Regions from separate parts of the Homo sapiens genome. Here regions 1 and 3 are each linked to region 2. Evidence: chromatin contacts called from ENCODE Hi-C data. All regions are on one chromosome and are shown on one strand. The core of a region is the stretch at or near the end of the contact, and the rest is flanking DNA. Distances in the headings are between cores, read along the strand shown.

The links. A loop is a pair of places that touch in the nucleus more often than their neighbours do. Pooled maps may share reads with other maps.
Region 1: a map of ascending aorta shows a loop between it and region 2 (6-fold over the local background). The contact joins the promoter of EIF3F here to the promoter of FAR1 in region 2. A Hi-C loop is called at or near these places in 3 of 168 maps with a recorded cell type or tissue (ascending aorta and naive thymus-derived CD4-positive, alpha-beta T cell) and 13 of 50 pooled maps.
Region 3: a map of CD4-positive, alpha-beta memory T cell shows a loop between it and region 2 (12-fold over the local background). The contact joins the promoter of PPFIBP2 here to the promoter of FAR1 in region 2. A Hi-C loop is called at or near these places in 1 of 168 maps with a recorded cell type or tissue (CD4-positive, alpha-beta memory T cell), 2 of 37 single-sample maps with no recorded cell type and 11 of 50 pooled maps.

What each region holds. Positions count from the first base shown.
Region 1 is chr11:7,985,828-7,988,806 of GRCh38, forward strand. It overlaps EIF3F (eukaryotic translation initiation factor 3 subunit F), which reads left to right and starts at 1,510. Exons shown (of 8, transcript NM_003754.3): 1 at 1,510-1,889. The coding sequence starts at 1,526. RefSeq lists enhancers at 1,145-1,324, 1,208-1,747, 1,748-2,286, 1,755-1,804.
Region 2 is chr11:13,667,148-13,669,990 of GRCh38, forward strand. FAR1 (fatty acyl-CoA reductase 1) reads left to right here and starts at 1,521. Exons shown (of 12, transcript NM_032228.6): 1 at 1,521-1,659. RefSeq lists silencers at 1,071-1,560, 1,671-1,950 and an enhancer at 2,031-2,080.
Region 3 is chr11:7,512,418-7,515,445 of GRCh38, forward strand. It overlaps PPFIBP2 (PPFIB scaffold protein 2), which reads left to right and starts at 1,582. Exons shown (of 24, transcript NM_003621.5): 1 at 1,582-1,704. LOC124902806 (leucine-rich repeat extensin-like protein 5) reads right to left here. Exons shown (of 4, transcript XM_047428005.1): 2 at 1,701-2,188; 3 at 1-1,623. The coding sequence ends at 793. RefSeq lists an enhancer at 358-477 and a silencer at 1,148-1,677.

The DNA of each region.
Region 1 (2,979 bases), core at 260-2,759, 5.7 Mb before region 2:
CTTGCTGCTTTCAGTTCAGACTGGCCATTCTCTCACACCAGATTTCTAGTTTCTGTGCCCACCCCACCCTCAGTCCCACTGACGTTGCTCTACTAGGGTTGCTAAAGACTCCAGGTCATCAAATCCAAGAGTTACTTTTCAATCTTCTTCTGTTTGGCTGTTCACCTTTGTTTTGGTGAAAGAAAGAATGCATGTCTACACAGAGCATTTACAGGGGAGCAGCGTCATGTGAATTCTAATAATGGAAGATTTCTCCAAGGAGAAATCAACTCTTGGGCACAGAATCAGGGATAAGAAGTTCAACCTCACCTATCCACTTGCCAGCTGGACACTAGGACTTGACCTAATTAAGGGAGTTGACAGTTTTTTTGGTGTTTTGTTTTGTCTTTACAAGCAGATGTTATCACCCCATTATACCAAGAAGGAAATTGAGGCTCAGAAAAAACTTGTAGATTGCCCCAAGTTACACAGTGGGTTATGGTCAGAGCTCCCTCCATCACATAGTGATAATAGCTATGACTTAATAACTACTGTATATCAGGCATGTGCTAAGAGCTTTACAAGGCAATACCTCATATAATCCTCTCCTAAAGTACAGACTAGTTTATACACCTTATTACAACTCCACTTGAATGTGTAATGGACATCTCAAAGGTGACACATTCAGAAATGAAATCAGGATCTTTTCCCCAAAACCTGCTCTACCTACAGCTTTTGCTATCTCAATTGATGGTGACTTCATCCTACTAATCGCTCAGTACAAAAAAAAAAAAAAAAAATTGCAGTCCTCCTTGACTCCTCTCTTTCACACCTCATATACAATTTCTCAGGAAACCCTATTGAAACTACCTTCAAAATATATCCATAATCTTCCCACTTCTCAGAACTTCTACTGCTACCAGCCTGGTCCCAGCCACCATCATCTCTCACTTAGATTACCTAGTGGCCTCCCAGCAGGTCTCCCTGCTTTTCCCTCTCTCGCCTCCCTCTCCTCACCTCCCCTCACCCTCCAGTCTCTTCTCAAAGCAGCAGGAGAAATCCAGCTAAGTTCTCCTTCTCGCCCATTGCAGCCTCGAGCTTCTGGGCTCAAACGATCCTTCCGCCTCGGTCTCCCGAAGTGCTGAGATTACAGGCGTGAGCCACCGCGCCTGGCCTTAAAATCCTTTTTAAAGGCACTTTGACATCCATTATCTCATTTAAGTCTAAAACACGAATTTCGACCTCCGCGCTGCTTTCTGGTTCCACCTGGCGGCAGCTGCACAAAGTGTTTCTCTTCGAACGCCGTCCCAAGTTTTACCCGGAACTACTTAGCCCAGGGTTTCCTGAGTGCTCCTCGGGCCAAAAGCAGAGCGCACAAATTCCAGAAGAAATTACCAACGGCGGGACTATTTCAGTGCTCCGAGAAGTATCACCAGTAACCAATCAGCAAAAAGCTCTAGCTCACGTGGTGTATATTCAGCCTATCAAGCTCCTGATATTCATGAATGCTGTCATTTCCGCTTCCGCCTCCTTCTTTCTCGACAAGATGGCCACACCGGCGGTACCAGTAAGTGCTCCTCCGGCCACGCCAACCCCAGTCCCGGCGGCGGCCCCAGCCTCAGTTCCAGCGCCAACGCCAGCACCGGCTGCGGCTCCGGTTCCCGCTGCGGCTCCAGCCTCATCCTCAGACCCTGCGGCAGCAGCGGCTGCAACTGCGGCTCCTGGCCAGACCCCGGCCTCAGCGCAAGCTCCAGCGCAGACCCCAGCGCCCGCTCTGCCTGGTCCTGCTCTTCCAGGGCCCTTCCCCGGCGGCCGCGTGGTCAGGCTGCACCCAGTCATTTTGGCCTCCATTGTGGACAGCTACGAGAGACGCAACGAGGGTGCTGCCCGAGTTATCGGGACCCTGTTGGGTGAGTGGTCAGAGAAAGTTAACATTCTTTTCTTCCTCCCACTTCTCATTTATCTCACTCCCCTAACTCATTAATTCTTTAATTCCTGGTGTCCTACCGTCCTTTCCTCCCATCCCCAATGACCTCTTAATCTATATCTGCATCCTACCTTTTGCTGTGACTTATCTTCTCAAGCACTTGCATCTCTCCTCTCTCTCCTGCCGGATTGCTGTCACTTTAAGCGACATAAAATACACAAGGAGTAGTTGTGTCATTTACTGAATATTTTATGCCAGTGGTTTACATTTATGCCAGTGGTTTACATTTTACATAAACAGCAGTTTATGGCAAGTATGATGGGCTGCATCTACCAAAAATGAGTTCACACGCCGAGTGGGAAGTCAGGAACCCTTGACTCCCTATACCAGTGACCACATATTTCTCCCTTATCCACTGACTAAATGTCATCGTTTTCCAGGTATTGACAAAGTTTTCTAACCAGTTGTCAAAGGAGTGGGGACGTTTGTAAAAAAACATTCCTCCCAACAAGTAAACCGGTTTGGTTGGAACCCGCTTGGGATTTTATAGTGTTCTGCTGTCCTAAACGTCTGAGCCTGATCTGTGTCCCTCAGTGTCCCCTAATATTAGTACCTAATGTGAGAAACCCTGTTCCCCCATTTTGCATTTGGACGCAAACAGTTGTATTATCTGTTTATATTTCTGCCCTTAACCTTCAGGTCGAAAAATGACCCATTCTCTGCCTGTGTTCCAAATTTGGGGAATAGATATTTTATGTTAAAGTAGTTTGTAAAATGGAAAAGCACTAAAGAGGGATTGTTGATAATAAATTCCTTTCTGGAGACTATGCTGGTCCCATGAAATTCGTTTCCATTCCATCTTAGTGCCAGATTTTAAATAGCTTTGTGAATCCACTTTATTTACAAGCATTCTTTCTCTTTCATACTCTTGAACATCTACTAGTTCTTACACCATAGAAGACAGTTGGTATATTGCAAAGCAGACAAGATTTGTAAGCAGACCTCACAAAACATTTGCCATGTGACTTGGGGCAGATTACCTAAAATCTGTTCTGTCAGGAGCTACTTTAGAC
Region 2 (2,843 bases), core at 271-2,770:
GAATTTGGTCCATAGTTCTTACGTTTGTTTTGGGAGAATATTTTGACCCACTTCTAAGAAGTGTTTCACCTGATCCTGGCTATTTATGACTATGGCTATTGGACTGGATGGGTTCCAGGCATACACTGTCTTGCCTAAAGTAGCGGAATGCGACATCCCTGAGGGTAAGCAAGTGTGTTAGCTTTGTGTTCTGTGCCCTCCTCCAGAAATGACAGTACTTGCTGCAAGACTGTGAGCTCATCGAGGCAGAAGCCATGGCATTCAAATTAGTTTCCTGAGCCAGAACTTAACATCTGCCACAAAGTAGGCAGTTCAGTGAGCTTTTGTAGTTTCCAACTGGATGCAGCACTATGACTGCTTTTAGCTACTAACAGGGCCAGGCACTGAAACAAGCTCTAAATCCCCACAGAAAAATCACTCTGAGCCATCCATCCCTAAATACCAACCTGTGCATGCTATTCACCGTGCCAAGAGCGTTCACTCATTTTTGCTTCTCACAAATCTTTTTTTTTCTTCCTATGGCTTGCATGTTTTGAATGACAGCTAAATCCTAATGCGGACTGTTTATACAATGGAGTCCCACGGAGCCCAAAGATTGTGGTAATATTATTACAGAATTCTCATGATCCTTTTATTATTTTTTAAAAATGAGCCGTATGAATGTGGTAATACTATTAAGTGTCCGGCTCGATGAATTCCTCCATGTGTACACAGCCCGGAACGACCACCAGGATCAAGACGCAATGTTTCCAGCTTTCCATAGGTTCCCTCGTGCCCCACCCCTCAGAAGTAAACGTTATTCTAACTCCTATCACTACCGGTAAGTTTTGTAGGGAATTATTTTGGAGGAAGTGGAAGGTGGAATGAATGGGCCCACAGTCCCCTGGGACTGGGCGAGACCCGTGGAGGCTCCAGGGGTCCGTAGAGCTCTTCGCTCTCACCGACCCGGGCCACACCCGCCAAGCTGGTAGTTCTCCGAACGGATCCCTCACGCCCAGCAATGGCCGGAGGGCCCCCGGGCCCCACCATAATAGCGCTAAGCACGCCACAATGGCAGCCCCGCTGTCTCCCGCGCGGGCCTCGCTGCGTGCTCCCAACCTTGGGAGTTGGCGCCCCTCCCGCGCGACGGACAGCCGGGCGTGGCCCTGGGCGCGACCCGACAGGACGCCAGCAGCCGGCGGGGGCGCTCCAGGACTCGAGATGTGGGGCGCGGGCCCATTGGCTGAGCATTCCCCCGCGAGCCTCCCGGCCGCAGGGCCCACCTCCCGGCCCTCTCTCCGCGCCCCCATTGGCCGTTCGCGTTCCGCGGGCGTCCGCTCCCGCCCCACTCCCGCCCGGAGGGAAACCGGGTTGGGGGTGAGAGGCTAAAGCAGGGAGGAGGATGACTGGTCCTGCGGATAAGGGTGTGCGCGAGAGCCAATCAAAAGCGGATGTCGAAAAGAGGCGCCGCTCCAGCCAGTCACGTCGCGAGGTGCGGTCGGGGCCGGCTGACGCGACTGCGGGCCTCAGCCAATGGGCGTGCCACTGCCCGTCCGCTCTTCAGCAGCCGGTCGCGGGCGGTGGAAAAGCGAGTGAAGAGAGCGCGACGGCGGCGGCGGCGGCGGCGCAGCTATTGCTGGACGGCCAGTGGGAGAGCGAGGCCTGAGCCTCTGCGTCTAGGTGAGAAGGGGGTGCGCCAGCGGGAGCGGCCGGGCTGCGGGCTCCTCCTCGCCTGGCTCGGGAAGTGGTTGCGGGAGCTCGGGCTGCAGGCCTGGCCGAGGCGGGGGCGCCGACCAGCCGTCCCGCCCCCGCCCCCGCCCGGGTACGCCCAGAAGTGAGGGCGCCCGCCTCACCCCGGGTGGTCTCTGCCCCTCTTTGCCCCGCCGCCGCCCTTCACAGGGCCGGGACCGCGTGGGGGACGTACGGTGGGGCCTGGTTTGCAGCCGCGGAGCCCGGGGAGCCGCCTGGGGTGGGAGGCCGCTAGAGGTGGCGAAGGTGGGGCGGGGTGGTTAGCCGAGCAGCGGGCTCCGCGTGCTCGCGGGAGGGTAGCGGCAAAGGGAGGCCTAGTGATTGCAGGATTCCGGGTCTGGGGAGGAAGAAAGTGGTGGGAAATAGGTGATGCTCAGAAAAGGGTGCTGAGGGAGAAGGCGCGGGGCCGGGGAGTGTGGTTGGCCTATTAGAAGTAAGGATTGATAGGGCCTGGGTGGAGATCAGCTGGGAGTGAAGGGGGGACGGGCTTGGGTTTTGAAGGTGAAGGTCTCTGGAGAACTGGGGACACGTGGATCTGGAGTAAGAGGCACCTACTGAAACCGGAAGGTGGCTGAGAAGGTTTTATGTGAGGTGTGGACGGGAGGCTATTGGACTAGAAGGCATTAGTTGGTCTGTTAGGACAAAGTATACAAGCAGCAAACGCGGTAGATTTATGTGTGGTAGGTGAAGGCTGTGAATCTTTTATGAGTAGTTGAGCAAGAACAGTTGTCTGATTCTGCGGTGTCGGAGAGTGGAGGGTCTCAGGTAGTGTCTTGGTCAGGTTTGAAGGTTAATTTACTGCTAGTGGAGGGCCAAATACTCAAAAGAGTTTTTAATTCTCACTACTGGGGCTGATCCTCCTCCTACACTCCACCCCTCCTGCCATCCCTGTGACAGTTCATCTCGTTTTGCCTCAGCAGCACAAGAACTCACTCCCTCCGAAGTAATGGCATACATATTGTTTGCTTTTGACTAGATGGCAGTCAGGAATCCCTTAATTCTTTATGTTAAAAAAAAAAGTGTTGGTTTAAAGACAACATCAGAAGATACTCTCAGAAAATCTGCCCTCCAGGGGAGTTTCTCAGCTGTCATGTTGGGCATGTGTAATATAGCAT
Region 3 (3,028 bases), core at 332-2,831, 6.2 Mb before region 2:
CTCTGGGGATGGATCGAGATATCAGTATTTTTAAAGTTCCTTCCCGCAAGTTGGTTCCAAAGTGCAAAGAAGCTCCAGAGCCGGTGACTTAGAACATTTAAAAAGGTAACTGTATCAATTTAAGAACAGGCTAGCAGTTTCTGGGGGCGGAGGTAAGGGGAGTGGCTCCGCTAGGGCAATAAAGGGTGGGATTCGGAAACAGCCATGACCTTGTGTGAACTGTGGCAGCCTGCGTCTACAAAAGTCGCTCTGCTGCTATTTTAAGGAAGTGAAAGAGAACTGAAGGGTGTCCTGTTGTAACACAACTCTTGCGGGCCCCAGCCTTCCCCTGCTGGCTGTGCTTTGGTCTGCTGCTGGCCAGGTTCCCGCAGTGACCACACGTCTCATATTTGCCAGGGTGGGTTAGGTTCTGTTCACATGTAAAATTCTCCTGGGCCTACTGGTCATTTCAGACCGCGAGGGTAAATTTGGTTTGAAAAAGTTGTGTCCTGTGGAGTTTGTCGACACTCCAGCCTGTAGAGAACTAAAGGCTAGGGCTGTGGTGACTCCTGCCAGAGCTGGGGACTATGCCGAGTCCCTGGTGTCGCTGCCATCTGAGGCCTACAGGGATTTTAAACAGCTTAACAGCAGCCAGTCCTTGGAGGCCTGGGCAGGGCCACAACATAGCAGTACAACCAAAACGGGTTCAGGCCACACGCTGGAGGTAGGGGCTGGACCAGATCTCCAGCTTCAGTCCTCCCCAGTTCGAGAACCCATTCCTGTGGTCAGACATTGCCAACGCTTTTCTTGGACCTAAGGTCCCAGACCTTGGCGCTGGGCACAGGGAAATGCTTCCTGACCTCGGCTCTTCATAAGACAGAACTTTTGTTTGGTGCCAACCACTAGAGGGACCTCCACCCCAGGTTGCGAGTGCAGCGCGGCGGGACCTGGGATGATTCGGGGGCTTTCCGACCTGCTTAGGGAGGGCGGCTCAGAGACAACCTCAATTTTGCCTGGATTGCACGCGGGCCGAGGAAGTCGGGATGCTCCGAAGGGTTTCTGCTCTGGGAGTGCCTCTAATGTGGGTTTTCTATGCTTTCTCTCTTCGCAATTCTCGACACCGTTTCCTTCTTCCTCGCTTTCATTCCCTGTGACCGGAGAACGGCGCTGAAGGACTGGAGAAGCCCAGGAGACTGGGAGCCGGAGCGCCGGGTACCCACCCGGGCCTCCCCGCAACCGGAGCTGTGCGGAGGAGGAGGCGCGGCGAACGGGGCGGGGCTCCCGGAAGGGGGCGCGGTCCGCCGAGAGAGGCGGGGCTGGGGCCCGGACGCGCGGCCCAGGGGGTGGGGACGAGGCAGGTTCGAAGGGGCGGGGCTGACCAGGCCGGTCCCCCGGGAACAGGAACCCTGGTGGACGGGTCCCAGCAGGCTTCTTCGGTGCCCGAGAGGGAGCGGGTGCCCAAGGGGGTGGTCCCTGTGGCAGGTCCCGGGGTGGGGGCGCGGCGCTCCGGGAAGAGCCTTCCGCAGGTCCCCGCCCCGTCACGTGGGCGCCGGCCCCGGCCGCTGCGGTCGGTCCGCTGGTTGGTCGGGCGCTTGGTCCGGCAGTTGGTCGGTGGGCCAGTGGCCCGTCGCTCGCTTCTGGGCTCTCATGTTTGAAGGTGGGAGGGACACGGGAGCGGCCCGCACACCTGAGCCGCCCGGAGAGGAGCCTCGGCCCCGTACCCAGGTCAGTGGGCTCTCCCCACACCCCGGGCTTGCCGCGCGGTCGGGGTTGGGATCCCCGTCGGGAGCATTACCTAGGGAGTGGAGCGCCCCCAGAGCTACGAACCACGGGGACGTGTGGGTCAGTGTCTCTGTGAGCCCCGGAGCGTGTCCCAGGCTCGAGGACGGGGACCCTTCTCCAACTCCACTGGCCAGAAGCCTGGGAGGAGGGCAGAACTCCTGTGGGTTGGCTGCGAATCTCCACCCAACCCTGCCTGGGATCCGCGGACAGTCCGCACTCCTGCAGGTGCCAGCGTGGCCCTGGAGATGCGCAGGGAGGTGGGGTCCCTGAGTTCTGTGCGGCGCGTCCCAGCCCTGCTCAGCCCGGGGAGCAGCGGCGTGGACTAGGGAGCCTAAGGAGGTTGCGGAAGCTTTAGGTCTGTCAGCCCAGGCAATTCTCTGGTGGACACAGCGTGTGTCTAGATGCAGGGCCTCGGCTAAAGCCAGTTCTGTAGTGTAAGTGCAAAAATACAGCACACTTTTTAAAATCTAAAGCCGCCGCGTCCCAGTAGACTGCAGGATGGGGACGGTCCTATTTAAAAGTGGGCTCCCTCCTCACCTCATCACATCAGATTCCAGACCCGCAGTTTTTCCTCGGATGAAAATAAGATTATGTAACAAGAGAACAGAACTTCCAGCGTTTGGATAGGATTAAGACAGGCATTCTTGCCAGTGTTTAATCTTCTTAAAAAACGAATCTAATTATATTTTTACTTTTAGAGCAGCCAGATATTTGGTATAGATCCGTGTCCCTTTTCTATATTTTGGTCTACTTCCTGTCTTTCTCTTCGTCTCTCTCCTTTCTCAACCCCTCCTTAATTGATTGTAATACAAATCTGAAGTGTTTTCAAATTTGTAGTGTATTATGTGAAGTTAAATGGTCAACTACAGAAAAGTAGTTGGTTTTCGACATAATTCATCTTCAGCATATTCAGTCTTTCATTATTATAGGTGTATGGAAAGCTGTAAGTGTTATCTAATTTAGAAATTATTTCTCTTTGGCTTAAGAGAGGCAACCCATTTGTACTTTGCTTAAATTCATAGCTAAATAAATTTGAAGTGGGAGATGGGGATGATTGATGAGGTTTTCACTGATTGCATTTATCCATGTTTTATTTAACATATTTCAATTATTAGTAATACTATTTTAAGATTTGGTGATGTGACAGTTGTTAGCTTATTGCTACTGGAGAGATAAGCTGCTTACCATGATGCCTTCTTTACTGGGTAGCTAAGGGAGATGCGCTTTGACTTTAAAAGAGTAAGTGGAATGAGATCAATGACATGAA